2 separate regions of the Homo sapiens genome follow, and region 1 is linked to region 2. The links are chromatin loops, found by intact Hi-C in ENCODE. Cell type or tissue: OCI-LY7. All regions are shown on one strand. Each heading gives the region's core, and the rest is flanking DNA. Links, peaks and the distances in the headings are about the cores only.

What was found. Peaks named below come from ENCODE experiments on the same cell type or tissue, not always from the same donor. Only the 100,000 strongest peaks of a DNase experiment are listed, where the experiment ranks them.
Region 1: it touches region 2 in a loop (5-fold over the local background); 3 of 110 quality-filtered maps call a loop at or near these places.

Annotation. Positions count from the first base shown.
Region 1 is chr13:41,587,605-41,595,521 of GRCh38, forward strand. It overlaps VWA8 (von Willebrand factor A domain containing 8), which reads right to left. Exons shown (of 45, transcript NM_015058.2): 41 at 3,036-3,161; 42 at 1-66. Among named protein-coding and RNA genes, the nearest start is that of MIR5006, 23 kb to the left of the region's middle. In OCI-LY7, for the core only: no CTCF peak of the experiment used is centred there; DNase peaks (open chromatin) are centred at 2,287 and 3,267; H3K4me3 peaks cover 2,081 bases; H3K27ac peaks cover 2,683 bases.
Region 2 is chr13:41,498,913-41,506,829 of GRCh38, forward strand. No RefSeq gene overlaps it. Among named protein-coding and RNA genes, the nearest start is that of RGCC, 45 kb to the left of the region's middle. In OCI-LY7, for the core only: a CTCF peak has its summit at 3,912; DNase peaks (open chromatin) are centred at 1,799, 3,359, 3,949, 4,679 and 1 weaker place; H3K4me3 peaks cover 3,798 bases; H3K27ac peaks cover 4,000 bases.

The DNA of each region.
Region 1 (7,917 bases), core at 1,418-5,417, 89 kb after region 2:
GTACATGCTACCAGACACATCTACCACCAGGCGCAGACGCTTGGGTTTCTGTTGTGGGCTGCCAAGCTGAGGGAAGGAATAACAGAAAAGCCGTTTGTGAACTGGCAAACTTCCCCTGGTGGCTGTCTTGGGGATCTCACAGAAGCTCCAGCGTGCCAGCCCCGAGATGGGCAGACCAGCCATAGGCTCAGCCCTGCACAAGGCTGTCCTAGCAGGTAGCAAGGCATCTATGGGTTGTACTGCAGTAAACAGAATTTCAGACTTGTGCTAATGGTTGGGGCCACATGGAAAATATTTTCCTTTGGAATATAGTCCTTTTAAAGCTCACTCTAGTAAAGTTGACTTACCGAGGTTGATGCCTTAAAAATAATATGATGACTTAAAAATAATAATCTGGAATGACATGTCATTTTCACTTCATGCCTCAGAGTCAGTAACTCTAGCAAGAGTTTGTGTTATTTTGGAGGGAAGCCCATGTCAATTTTACTTGTACGTATTGGGTAGTGACCTGAAAATTATTCTCCACACAGGCCACAGGTAATGTCAGATTCCTAAAACAAAGTTATGTGATGGGGGTCTGGCAAAGAAATTAAAGAAAAGATTTTAAAAACGACTTTTGTGTTTACTAAGCTGCACATCTTCTCTTCCTTCCACATTACTGAATTAGTGCTTTTCTTTTCTTGGCAGTTTGAAAGCATAAAAGTGACATCAAATTGTTCTAGAAACAACTGTCAATTAAGATTACAAGATTAAGTTTGATTTTAGACCCACGACTGCCAATTTGCAGATTTTAAGAAAAAGTTTGTTAGTTTTGCTGACGATAAAAAAGAAGAAGGCTGCGTGCAGGGGCTCATGCCTGTAATCCCAGTGCTTTGGGAGGCCAAGGTGGGAGAACTGCTTGAGGCCAAGGGTTCAATACCAGCCTGGGCAACACAGCAAGAACTCATCTCTACAAAAAAATACACAAATCAGCTAGGGTGGTGCTATGTGCCTATATTCCCAGCTACTCAGCTGGGTAAGCTGAAAGGGTCACTTGAGCCCAATAGTTTGAGGCTGTAGTGAGCTATGATTGTGCCACTGCACTAAAGCCTGGGCAACAAGCAAGACCCTGTCTCTAGAAAAAAAAAAAAAAAGGAAGAAGAAAAATTCCAGATTATTCTGTTATTAAATATTTGCTGTTATTAAATATAAAAAATAATGAGCAGAGTTAGTAATTTCAAGAAAACACGGTGGGTATTGAGAGTGTAATGGTTTGAGGCAAATTCAACATATTTCTTAAAAACTTGTTGAGTCTGCCCAAATTAAGAACACTTATACATATGCTTCCATGACTACTCACAATTTCAGATGTATCCAAACACATTTGTTGACCACAATGATTCAGTAAAGAAAGCAGTTGTTGACTCATACCAATGACACAGAAATAAGAACTCCCCAAATCACCAGATCCTCTCTAAATAAATATTTAAAAGGAGTGACTCTCCCTTCCCCCTACCAGTCACTGCACCCCCAGCTCTCAGTGGCGACTCAGCAATTCTGGTTACCCAGGAATACAGGAGATCACAGAGCTCACCAAGAGACTCAATATTTCATCCTGTCATCATTTTGTTTTGCTATTACATTGCAAATATTTTAAATTTATGGCTGTCTAAAACTTTACATACTACAATTATAGTTACTTAAGGGAGACGTTCTTATTTTCTATATTTTTTTTCAGTTATATGATGGACACTGATCTTTAAAGTAAGAGAACAGTAGAAAATCACTAAGGTTGTTTTATTGTTTTCACTTGAAGGTTTCTCTAGGCTTAATAGACACACCAGGTGTCTTCAGTTTCCCCTCCAGGGCACCTGCTCTGTGTCCTGGGAGTTGATCTGTGTGGACAATCCGTGTTGGAGCTCAGAAATCGATACCCTCTAAATATGGTGCTTGGACATGCTGAACTGAAGAAGCAGCATCAAGGTCTCACTGACCTTCCTCCCTCTCCCCACAAAGCACTGGATAATTTGTTCTCTGAAGTTTCTTCAACTGTCTAAAGTTCAGAGCTCCAAAGAAGAAAACCATTACTCTGGGCCCTTCCCTGAGTTTTCATCAACTGAACTCATATCACAGGAAGAAAGGCTGAAGTCTGTCAACACACCTGGACAGACTTCGGTCACAAACCATTGCTTTGTGGGCCCAACAGACTCTGTCCCAGGCCACTGTGTGCTCTTCAAGTCCACTGAATTGCCCTAAAACCATTTACTACCCCCGTAAAATCATCTACACTTCTCCATCTCCTTTTCCCTTAAGAAGAAGGGTACATAAGCATCTGTACTTCACTGTGTGGAGGGGGACTCACCCTTGGTTTCACCCCGGTGCACATTAATACATTTGTATGCCTCTTCTCCTATTAATGTGCCTTTTGTGAGGTGATTTTCAGAGAACCTTCAGAGGGCGAAGGGGAAGTTTTCCCTTGGCCCCTACAATCACATCAGCTGGCCTCTTGGCTGCTGGCTCCCAGTGGGTTCTGCTCATGGGAGGCACTGGTGGAGGTCAGGGGGTGAGGGTGGAGTATTTATTCCCTTGGCCCCCTCTCTGCTGTTGCCCATGGGTTGGCTCCCCTTCTGCTGAAGGCCACCACTCCATCAACCACCTTCTCCAGGTTCCAGGAACTGCTGTCTCATTCTGCCCTTTTAGGCCTCAGAGTGAGTTAGATCCCTGCTGTTGCTATCCCTGGGTTACTGCACTGTTTATTTTTGATTTTCCTAAACCCCACCCTTATTTTTGTAAATAGTCTTTGTACTGACTGTTTCTTAAATTACCTAATTTGAGCATGCCTTATGTTTCTTGCTGGGACCTTGAGTTGAATAATAAATAGTATAATATTTATGGAGTTTTTCTTCTTCTTCTTCTTTTTTTTTTTTTTTAACATAATGCTTTCCTTGGTTACCATATTCAGGATTTGTGATATTTTGACACAACTCACGAAAGCAAGTTTCTGTAAAGAGGGCTAGACTATGCAGAGCTGAGGCTAGCAGTTCACCATGACTTACTTGTGGCTCCAGCTCACCCCGACGTTTGTAGATGGCTTTTTCTCCAGTCAGCCCATCAATGATCTTGGCATCATCTAATTCTCCAGTAGCTTGATGTCTTAGCCATTGTCTTTCTTTACCTTTAGCCTACAAAAGACACACATACACACACAAAGCCTTAATTAGTTATGCAGAGTCTCTGACATACTTTGTGCATGAATAACAGGAAACACACCTGGGATCTTTTCAGTAAGTGATGGTTCTGCATGAACACAGTCATATAAATGAAGTGGTTTCTGCTCTGCTGACAAATAAATGCCCTTTGTCCGTTTTAATTCTTTCAACATATGGAACAATAAAATGAATGAAAGATGGTATGCAAATGAGTCCCTGGAGAGATGTCCAGTATCTGGAAATATAATAATGGGGGCGCATTTCTTACAGATTTTCTGTCACGGTGCTTCTCAAAAGTTTATTAGTTAAAATAATCAGCTTGAATTTGTTAACATTGTCTGTAAGCCCAGAGAAAATGTGACCTTTAGAATTCTACCTTTTGGTAAAGAGTTTGTTACTCAAGTTCTCTGGGACTTAGAGTGCAAATGGAAATAGCTGAAAACAATAGTATGTGAACATTTTGTACCCCACAAGTCTTTCTGGTTATCTATTTTCAGAAATCTTCTGGATTACTTTTCTAAAAGTTTTTTCACATAATACTTTGCTACAATAACTTACAATTATGCCAGATAGACTAATTTTACGGCAGTAAAATGATAAAGAATTATAGTATCCCAATCAAGGCATATGCTTATTACAGCCAACTACTATATTTACATTAATGAGTGGGAAGAATAGCTAAGATGTTTTTATGCATGCAAACTAAAGTAGTAGTTAAGATTATGTGTTCCAGGCAACCTACAAAATGGGAGAAAATTTTCGCAACCTACTCATCTGACAAAGGGCTAATATCCAGAATCTACAATGAACTTAAACAAATTTACAAGAAAAAAACAAACAACCCCATCAAAAAGTGGGCAAAGGACATGAACAGACACTTCTCAAAAGAAGACATTTATGCAGCCAAAAAACACATGAAAAAATGCTCATCATCACTGGCCATCAGAGAAATGCAAATCAAAACCACAATGAGATACCATCTCACACCAGTTAGAATGGCAATCATTAAAAAGTCAGGAAACAACAGGTGCTGGAGAGGATGCGGAGAAATAGGAACACTTTTACACTGTTGGTGGGACTGTAAACTAGTTCAACCATTGTGGAAGTCAGTGTGGCGATTCCTCAGGGATCTAGAACTAGAAATACCATTTGACCCAGCCATCCCATTACTGGGTATATACCCAAAGGATTATAAATCATGCTGCTATAAAGACACATGCACACGTATGTTTATTGCGGCACTATTCACAATAGCAAAGTCTTGGAACCAACCCAAATGTCCAGCAACGATAGACTGGATTAAGAAAATGTGGCACATATACACCATGGAATACTATGCAGCCATAAAAAATGATGAGTTCATGTCCTTTGTAGGGACATGGATGAAATTGGAAATCATCATTCTCAGTAAACTATCGCAAGAACAAAAAACCAAACACCGCATATTCTCACTCATAGGTGGGAATTGAACAATGAGATCACATGGACACAGGAAGGGGAACATCACACTCTGGGGACTGTTGTGGGGTGGGGGGAGGGGGGAGGGGATAGCTTTGGGAGATATACCTAATGCTAGATGACGAGTTAGTGGGTGCAGCGCACCAGCATGGCACATGTATACATATGTAACTAACCTGCACAATGTGCACATGTACCCTAAAACTTAAAGTATAATAATAAAAAAAATAAAATAAAATAAAATAAAAAGAAAAATTCAGGAAGCATTGACACCAAGGAATGAATAAATTTAGTAAAGATCTTTACTCTTATTTGTTTTGAAAAAAAAAAAAAGACGTTATAGCTTTCAGCTCTGGAAGTTCTATTTGTTTTTCTTTTCAATAGTTTCCATTTCTCTTTTCATTATGTTCATATTTTCCCTAAAATCCTTGAAAATATTTATAATAGTGTTATTAAAAGCCCTTCTCTGTTAATTCCAAAAAAAAAAAAAAAAAGATTATGTGTTCCAGCATCAGCCTGGTTCTAACTGTTCTTTCACCACTGTTCAATATCTGATCTGAAGCAAATTACTTAACCTGTCGGCATCTTTGTTTCTTCATCTCTAAAATGAAGATAACACTAGTCTCTACTTTAGTAAGCTATTGTAAAATTAATAAAATCTTACTTGGCATCAGCTAAGAAAGAGCCTGGTGAGCCGTGTTAGCTGGTACTATTATTTATTGCAGTGGATAAAACACATATGGACAACTTAGTCCACTTTAAGTTAAGCATGCTTCCATCAGTGTTTCATGGGAGGTGGCTATGTGATAGCACTGTCGTTGGAAATACAAAGCCACTAAGCCTCAGGCAGCTGGTGTCTGTTTTAGGGCCAGGTCAGCCATTACACAAAGAAGCACCACACAATATAATTCTGGGTATTACAGTATGTATTGTTTTCTTGTTCCTGATACCCTTGCTGGAAACAGGGGCAAAATTACCATTTTGGAATACCAATAGATTAATGCAAACATCACCAGCATATAGATTATTAATTTTGGTGGGCAGTTAATTCTAAGAACTACCATGTATGTGACCCTTGGGAGAATGTTCTTTCCAGATTATGTTCTTGGCAAGAATCCCATGATCTCTCAGGAAAATGGGTCACTCTGGAGCATAGCTATCATGTAAAACTTGATCAGATACCCAGCTACGGGTGGCAAGAGGAAGGAATGTGCACAGTCTACTAGAATCTCTTCCTACTGATCTATCTGTGAATCAGACAGACAACCTTGACCACACAGCACAGTCCTTTTCAGGCCCCCTCCCTGCACCAGTGATTGGGACTTAGCTCTTATCTCTTCTTTCCTAACATTTCTGTTCTCTAGTGTGGATAATCCTCAGGCTTCCTGGATAATTTATCCTGGGAAATGCTATTGTGGATGACCATTTATGTACCTTCAGTCTTCACATTGTACAACTCTTGGAGGTACCAAGCTGCAGAGCACTGGATTCTAATGGCTTTCATAGATGAGGACAGACTCTCACAGACTAGTCTAGACTGGGAAAACCAGCACTGAAGAAAGTAAAAGAGAACAGGGTGGCAGTGGTTAGCAGCCATTAAAGTGGCATGGAACTTGGATTCTTGGGCCGGGTTTAAGAGAAATGTGGGATTAGAACTGGAATGAAATTGTATATAACATGTTACTTATTGGCCATGGCACTGTCATCATGAAGCATTGATTTTCCAAGTTTTCATAAATACATTGAGAAGGCAATGACCCCAAGGACTCCCTACCCAATCCCATTAGCTGCTACATGGTTTTATTAACCAGTGATGCTTTTACCATGTAAAGAGCCACTGTAATGGCTATAGATTGTCATTTTTGTAATTTTTGTTTTTTTTTTTTTGACACAAGGTCTCTGACACCCAGGCTGGAGTGCAGTGGTACGATCATAGCTCACTGCACCCTTGAACTTTGAACTCCTGGGCTCTAGTGATCTTACCACCTCAGCCTCCTAAGTAGCTGAGACTACAGGCATGTACCACTACACCTGGTTAATTTTTTATTTTTAAATTTTTGTGGAGTTGGGGATCTTGCTATATTGCCCAGGTTGGTCTCAAACTCCTGGCCTCAGGTGATCCTCCCACCTCAGCCTCCCAAAGTGCTGGGACTATGGGTGTGAGCTAATTTTTGTGATTTCTAATGCAGGTCACAACTGTAGTAAAAATAAATTTAAACCCCACCATCTTACCACAGAGAAAATAAAAAATGTTAAAATTCTAACTAATAATTCTACTGTCCTCTTTATTTTGGTGTTTCTAAAACCAGAATATATCTTATAGTTGATGGCAAAAAAAAGTTGTCAAGATGACGGGTAGAGGGACTAATTGTGACCTGGTTGCTGTAGCTGGAGGACACACAGCTGATGTTGGCGGAGCATAGCAGGCATCAGCTCACGGAATTATTTCCATTGATAACTGAGGTTTGTTTTTAACTTTGGTTAAAATTCCTAACTATTATCTTAAACAATTCAAAAACATTACACTATATAGAAAATTAGAATAATGAGCAAAGAAATGGAGCATTAGGATGCAAATACACTATAAGCGAAGCAAGATTCTTTGCTGCAGAAATGACTACACTTCCAATAAGATTTACAAAGGCAAGATTCCCCCAAGGGGAAGAATTTGGGTTTAAATTTGTTGGGAAGACAAATTCCTAGAGGACTGCATGTCCCAGGCCATGCAATTAAAGAGGGAGAAACCGCTACATTTCATGAAATAGATCACAGAATGCTTAAAACTAGACGAAGTTGAGAAGACTGATTCAAGTACCATGAAGGACTATTAGGCCCTGTCAAAAAATTCAAGGAAAGCTGTTACATTTTCTGTGATATGTAATGCAATTAAGCAAAACATGTAACTCTCAGTTTTGTTCACCATCATGCAAGAATCCAGGGATTTTAGGTCTTAATTTTCTTGTGCTGATATTGCTTCTTTTCCCATAATGATTATCTGCCCTTAAGGTACTCTCTAGCTTGAAGACTGTTTCCATTACATATGCCAATAAAAGAAAAGGACTTGGTAAAATTTGCAGTGAGAGTAAGGGAGAGGGAAACACTTTTTCCAATAAATCTGCTGCCTTTTTCTTTCTTTTTGGGGGTTAACTTTTCAAGTTTAAGTACTTGTAATAAAGTATACAAATCTTAAGAATGTACTTTTACAAAGTAAACACACAATCTTAATCATCCACACCGCCTAAGCCTCCCAGTGCCCTGTTCTGGACATTAC
Region 2 (7,917 bases), core at 1,486-5,485:
TTTTCAGCACCAAAACATGGAGAAAGTTTCCAAGGTTCTTGCAACTGGGGAAACTAACTTGCAAAATATCACCCTCTCCTTCAGTGGGAGACATCCCAAGGATACAAAAATAGCTTTTAAATGTGTGCAATTATTTATTAATTTTTTTAAATGACAAAATGTCAAGGAGCCCCAAAGCCAGCAGCCAACATTGCACAACCCAGGTTGCTAGGAGTGGCACTGCTGCTGGGACAGTTGAGGCAAGAACCTTGAAAACTGTCTTCATGTTCTGTTGCTGAAAAGACAAACACCCAGGAGGTGGATCCCTGAGCCAGCAGCATGACTGACCCAGCGACTCCTCAGCTGCACACAATTGGACAGGAAGCAGGCCTGGCACTTCTTATGTCCTATGCAGGTTTTGCTTGGCCAGCTTGGTAGATGGGGTTTTACAGGGAGAGCGGCCAAGCTGGTTCTGTGCCTTCTCTGTTTTTTCCACCTTTGACCCAGCATTAACTCTAGGAGATTTCCCCTCCCCCAGCTACTCACTAGCCCAGCTCAGCCCCATTGGTAAAAATGTGGAGCTGTCACCAAGTCCATCACCATCTCCCCTTGCTTCCACCTTCCTGTCCTGTCTCAAGTCCACGTGTTCTCTCCATCCCAGCCACCCCTGCCTTAGCTCAGCTCCGGGTTAAGTCTCACCTGGGTCACCAGTCTCTGTTCTTCTCACTGCTGAATCCGCTGATGACATCACCACCAGTGTGACACCTGATGGCCTCACCATCACCTGCTTAAAACCATTCCATGCTTTCCCATGGGCTTAAAGATAGATTTTAAAACAACAGCTTCACTGAATATCTTCATTAATATATAATTCAAATATCACAGAGTCCACTCTTGAAAAGTACAATTCAGGCCGGGTATGGTGGCTCACGCCTGTAATCCCAGCACTTTGGGAAGCCTAGGTGGGTGGATTGCGTGAGTCCAGGAATTCGAGACCAGCCTTGGCAACATGGGGAAACCCCGTCTCTACAAAAAATACAAAAGTTAGCCGGGCGTGGTCATGCACGCATGTAGTCCCAGCTACTCAGGTGGCTGAGGTGGGAGGATGGCATGAACTTGGGAGTCTAGGCCATTGTAAGCTGAGATCACACCACTGTACTCCAGCCTGGGTGACAGAGAGAGAGAGACCCTGTCTCAAAAAGAAAAGTATACAATTCTGTTGTCTTTAGTGTAGTCACTTGGTTGTATAATCGTCATCACTAGCTAACTCCACGTTTTCACCACGTCAAAAAAGAAACCCTTCATCCATTAGCACTCACTCCCCAATCTGCCTTCCCCCCAGCCCCAGACAACCACGAATCTACTTCTCCCTCTACGGGTTTGCTTATTCTGCATATTTTATATTAGTGGAATCACACAATATGCAGTCTTTTGTGTCTGGTTTCTTTCATTTAGCACAATGTTTTCAAGGCTGGTCTGGGCTATAACATGTATCCGTATTTTATTCCTTTTCATGGCTAATTGGCATTTGATGGTGTTGCTATGCCACATTTTGTTTATCCATTCATCAGCTGATGAACATTTTGGTTGTTTCTGCTTTTTGGTGATTATGAATAGTTCTGCCATGAACACTTGTGTACAGGTTTTTGTGGGGGCCTACGTTTTCGTTTGTTTTGTGTAACTAACTAGGAGTGGAGTTTCTGGGTATCTTATGGTGTTTAAGGATCCATTTCAACGCCTTACTGTGAGGCCAGGGCCCTGCCCATTCAGAGCCTGCCACGCCCTGGCCCAGACTCCACTCCTGTCTTGCCAGAGCAGATGACTGCAACACTCAGAACATACCACACCCGACACTTCCTGCCATCCACCCCCTCTGCATGGCCTGCCTCTCTCCAGCCTCTGCACCTGGATAACTCCTTCAAAGCTCAGTTCAGGCATCACCACTAACAGGGAATTCTCCAGTGAACAAAACAAAATCCCTGCTCTTGTGGAACTCTTGTTGGAGAGAAGTGAAATAGGTAAAAAGAAATAAAAGTATGTATTAACAGGCATACATGTTATGCACCCAACTGTTTACCAAAAATTTAAGCTTCCCTTTCCACAGTGTGGAATTGTTGCTATCCCAACAGGAATAAGGTTTCTATTTTCCAGCCTTCTTTCTATCTGGATGTGACCACGTCATGAATTCTTGTTAGTGGGATGGAAGTAGAGAGATGTGTGTCACTTCTGGGATTGGGCTTTTAAGAAGTGGGTGGGTTTTTGCCATACTCTCTCTTCTATTCTGCAGTTTGGGTGCAGGGGACTTTGAGGCACTAGGAATGGCAGGTCTGCAGGATGGCAGGAGCCTGAGTGCCTGAATCACCACATGGAAGCCACCCATATGCTCACCAGGAGCACCACATCAGGCTGATGGAGGATGAGGATCCAACTCCTATTGTCTTGGGCCACTGAAGTGTTGAGTTCCTTTCTGAAGGCAGTTAGTGTTTCCCTCATACAATTAAAAATGAAAGGATTTTTCCATCAGGTAGTCAGACATAGTTCATCTTTTCTGGAGCAGAAAAGAGGATGTGAACTTTTACTTGCTTCCTGCTTTGGTGCCTTTTGTGTGAGGGTCTGCTAAGTCAACCCTGAAAAATTTTCCACCTGTCAAAAATATTCCCAAGCCCGGTGCGGTGGCTCACGTCTCTAATCCCAGCACTTTGGGAGGTCGAGGCTGGCAGATTGCTTGAGCTCAGGAGTTCAAGACTGGCCTGAGCAACATGGCAAAACCCTGTCTCTACCAGAAAATACAAAAATACAAACATTAGCCAGATGTGGTAGTGCACATCTGTAGCCCAGCTACTGGGAAGGCTGAGATGAGAGAATTCCTTGAACTCAGGAGGTCGAGGCTGCAGTGAGCCATGATGGCATCACTGTACTCCAGCCTGGGCAACACAGTGACACCCTGTCTCAAAAAAAAAATTCTCAAGGTACCCTCAGCAGATCCAGTCAAACGAGAGGAAGCATGGATTTTTGGGAAGGGGAGAGAAATGGGGTTTCTGCCTTTTATAGTAATGACCCCCTCCCACCAGTTCCCAAGTCTCCTCACCTAAACATATACAATTTACTCATGTAACTGTCTGCAGGCCGAGACATATTTTCTACACCAGAGTTTTGGAAATGAGCTCTCAAACCCTGTGATAGCAGAGCTCTAGGTAAATGAAAACATGGCCTGTGCCCCAGGCCTGCTGTTCTCTCCTTGAAGCTCATCTCTGCACATTGCGCATGTTCAACTTGCTGAGCAGGAAAAGAAGATCCCAGGTGGAGACACGGGAGGGGGTTACATCTCACTCGAGAGCACAGCGTCCCCACTCTCACCTTAATTGGCTCTGCTCTGCTCAAATTCTCTCCTCACAGCCTCTTTGCCTCCTCTTTATTCCCTCCTCCCCTCCCCTTCCCTGGTCCCACCTGTTCATCTCGGCCTCATGCCTCTTCAGGAAGTTGCCTCTGCCCAGTGTGGGACCCCCTCTTTTGGGTCTCTCCCTCCTTTTTTCATATACAAAGCATCAGTATTTCCATTTTACCCCCTTAATCCTAGTTACACAAATTAACTTTCTCTGAATCCACCCTTAAACAAAGTAGAGCAAGGGCGTTATAAATAACCATAAGGTTGTTTATCCTAGCAGGAACTCAAAAAATGCCTATTTTCATTCTTTCTTTCTGTCTTTTACATGCCCAAAACATCTGCCACAGTATAAACAGTCAACACATCCTTATCAAATGCAACCAAGGGGCTTTGGAAATATATTGGAAACACATTGAATGTACCAAAAGAAGGCACAATTTAAGGTGGAGTTGTGATGGCAACTAGCATCTTATTCAGTTGCATGAAAGATTTTAAGTTGATTCAACCAAGGATGCAGAAGGAAAGAGCTGCTTTGCACCACGTGGTGGCATCTAACAGATACCAACAGGTGTTCCTGGCTTATCGCTAGGTGATTGTGGTTTCGCATTTAAGTTCACGGGCCACCAACACCTGCGATTTTGCATATTCCTGCTCAGACCACAAAAATCTTTATTATAACGTTTGAGTACCCTGGAGTGGATAACTCCAAACTGACCCAAACACCGTCCTTCCATCTTCAAGGTGAGTCCAGTCTTTTAAGCGTTTTAAATTCTGTAGACATGAGACGTGTGATGCAGGGTGCCTGCTCCTTAGAGTTCACAAGGATTGGGTATCTTCCAGCTTGGAGATAATAGTTTTCCCATCAAGTTGTCGTTACTATTATTATTCTTTTATCATTTTTTTTTAGAGACAGGGTCTCGCTGTGTCACCCAGGCTGGATTGCAGTGGTGCAATCATAACTCATTGCAGCCTCGAACTCTTGGACTCAAGCAATCCTCCTGCCACGGCCCCTCATCATTATAGCCAAACTTTATTGAGCATTACGATGTGGCAGGCACTGTCCTAAGCACTTTGAGATTTTATCTCACAATATCCACGCAACTGTCCTAGGAGGTAGCTACTATTGTTGTCCCTATTTTACCAAGGAGGAACCTGAGGAGTTAATCCATTTGTCTAAGGTCACTTGGTAAGTAAAAATTGGAAGACAGGCTTCCAGGTCTATCAGACTCCAAAGATCTGCACTCTGAACCCCCGTGTTTCTCAGCAGGTGGAACACCTGACTTTTATGAGTGACACAAGTATAAAGTTGGAATGCAAATCATTACTCTGGTGCATCCCTGGGCCCCCAGCAGTATGGCTGGTTTGGTTCAGGGCCTTTGTTGAAGGTTCAGGTCTGCTTCGCAGATGGCTTGAAAAGGAGGATGAAGAGGAAGGGGAGGAAGAGGAGGAGAAGTAAGTTGCTTTTAGGCTGTATTTAGCATATTCTAAGGCAATTAGTGAATGCTCTTTTTTGTGTTTCAGATGAATGGTGGCCCCTTCAGTGATGATAGAATCCACCAGTCTCCCATTTAGAAGGAACCTAACAACATGTAGTTGAGGCTTCTGCCTCCAGGAAAGATTGGAGAGATGACCCTCCAGACCTGTTTCCTTATCACTACAAATGGGCTTAGGGGTGCAGGCAGACCGATGGCCTTGAGGCCTGTATTAGTCCATTTTCATACTGCTGTGAAGAAATACCTGAGACTAGGTAATTTATAAAGAAAAAGAGGTTTAATGGGCTCACAGTTTCACATGGCTAAGGAGGCCTCACAATCATGGCGGAAGGCAAAGGAGGAGCAAAGGCACACCTTACATAGTGGCAGGCAAGAGAGCATGTGTAGGGAAATTGCCTTTTAAAAAACCATCAGCTCTCGTGAGACTTATTCACTATCATGAGAACAGCATGGGAAAAACCCTCCCCCATGATTCAATTACTTCCCACCAGATCCCTCCCATGACACGTGGGGATTATGGGAGCTACAATTCAAGATGAGATTTGGGTGGGGACACAGCCAAATCATATCAAGGCCCTTTCTGGACTGGGTTAGAAGGCTGGGAGAGGTGCCAGCCTCTGGTGTTCCTCTGTAGAGTAAAGCCAAGGATTCCATCTTCTCCCTAGGATGATGTCCATTATCTGATAACCTATCAAGGTGATCTCCGGCTGCAGTCTCTCCTCTGGAGGAGATGGGTAGAAGAAATGCTTGAAGTTCTGGGGATCTGGGGGCTGGGTTGCAACAGAGCTGTTGAGAAGGTAACTAGGAACAGGAGCTGTCCATTAGATTTTGGTTGAACCACTATGGAAAACAGTGTGGACATTTCTTAAAGAACTAAAAGTAGAACTACAATTTGATCCAACAATCTTACTACTGGGTATCTACCCAGAAGAAAAGAAGTCATTATATGAAAAAGATACTTGCACACATGTTTATAGCAGCACAATTCATAATTGCAAAAACATGGAACCAACCCAAATGCCCATCAATCAACAAGTGGATAAAGAACCTGTGGTATATATATACAATGGAATACTACTCAGCCATAAAAAGGAATGAGTTAATGGCATTTGCAGTGACCTGGATGGGATTGGAGACTATTATTCTAAGTGAAGCCACTCAGGAATGGAAAAATGTTCTCACTCATAAGTGTGAGATAAGCTATGAGAATACAAAGGCATAAGAATGACACATGGGACTTTGGGGACTCAGGGGAAAAGGATGGGAAGGGGAATGAGGGATAAAAGACTACAAATAAGGTGCAGTGTATACTGCATTGGGAGATGGATGCATAAAATCTCACAAATCACCACTAAAGAACTCACTCGTGTAACCAAAAACTACCTGTTCCCCAATAACCTATGGAAATTAAAAAAAAAAAAAAAGATTTTGGCTGAGGAATCTGCTCTTGGTAAATTAACTTTCACCTTCCATGTTTGCATTTTGATTTGTTTTTCCTTCCTTATTGGTTGTGATAGATTGATTTATTGGCCCTGATTCTTCACTCTTTCCCGTGTTCACACCTCTACCCATGTGACTTGGCAGTTCCACCCACTAGAGGCAGATCTTACTTGTTCCTCAGCTTTGGGCTCACCCTGTGACTGGCTTGGTCAATGGGCTGTTAACAGATATGTGAGCAGGACTTAATATGTGTTTGCATGGTTAGGCTTATTTTTTCAGGCCTTTGCCACCATCATGAGAAAAACATGCCAAGCTTGCCCACTGGTCCAAGGAGAATAAGGGATGTGTGGATAAGATCTGATCTCAATTTGCAGCTTAGAGCTATTCAGCCAAGCTCAGCCTGTATCAGATGGCCCTCCAGCCAATAAACAGATGCATGAGCAAAATGCATGCTTGTTAGGATGTGTCACTGAGATTTTGTGGTTGTATGTTATGTTGCTATGGCTGACTGATAAATTAGTTAAAGTTCCTTTTGACGCACTCCAATGTTCTCTTTGCTGAATTTATAAGTAAAAGTATTTCCCAAACTTTGGTTAGGGTATCTGCTGGAATCTAGATGCTCCTAAGTCCAGGAGGCCATCTCCAAATCCTGGGGAGGGCTGCAGCAAGTCTAGAAAGAAAGAAAGAGGATTTAGGAAATGCTAATCAACCTGGAATAAGAATCTGTTCTTACGCTTTGAAAAGTTTGTTGTAAAATGAATGCTTCCATTTTATCTTTAGGTCAAAACTGTAGAATGTTCAGCTCTGATGAGATAAACTGAGGCTGCTTGGGAGAGAATTTTTGGATCTGCCTGGAATTTGTGCAATCTGAAATGAAGACCATGGAGGCTCTATGTGAACCACGAGACTAGAAAGAATGATGCCCATTCTCCTGCTTCCAGGAAGGACTGTATTTTTACACATAGTATTTTTGTTCTGACTATGACAAAAATACATACACATTTTGGAAAGTACAGAAAATAATAAAGAAAATGAAAACAATCTACAATTCTACTACCCAAAGATGATTACGATTGGCATTTGAAATTTTCTGAGTTTACAAAAAAATGCCTTTTATCCTGCCTTTTAAAAAATGCATAGCATTATATCTGAAGAATTCTTTCATGTTGTTAAAGACTCTTTGTAAACATTAGTTTCAAGGAATGATACTATTTCGGAGATGGTTTTCCTGTTATTTGTGTTACCAATTCCCTAATGTTAGGAATTTAGTTATTTTCAATTTTTCACAAGGGTAAATAATGCTTAAATAAGCATTTTTACACACATTTTTGTTACTTATTTATTTTTAAGACAAGTTCTTGTTCTGTCACCCAGGCTGGAGTGCAGTGGTGCAATCACAGCTCACTGTATCCTTGACCTCCCAGGCTCAAGTGATCCTTCCACCTCAGCCTTCCTAGTAGCTGGGACTACAAGTCTGCACCACCAAGCTTGGCTAATTTTTTATATCTATTTTTAGTAAAGATGAGGTCTCACTATGTTGCCCAAGCTGGTCTCAAACTCCCGAGCTCAAGCTCCTCCCATCTTAGCTCCCAATGTGCTGGGATTCGAGGTTTGAGCCAC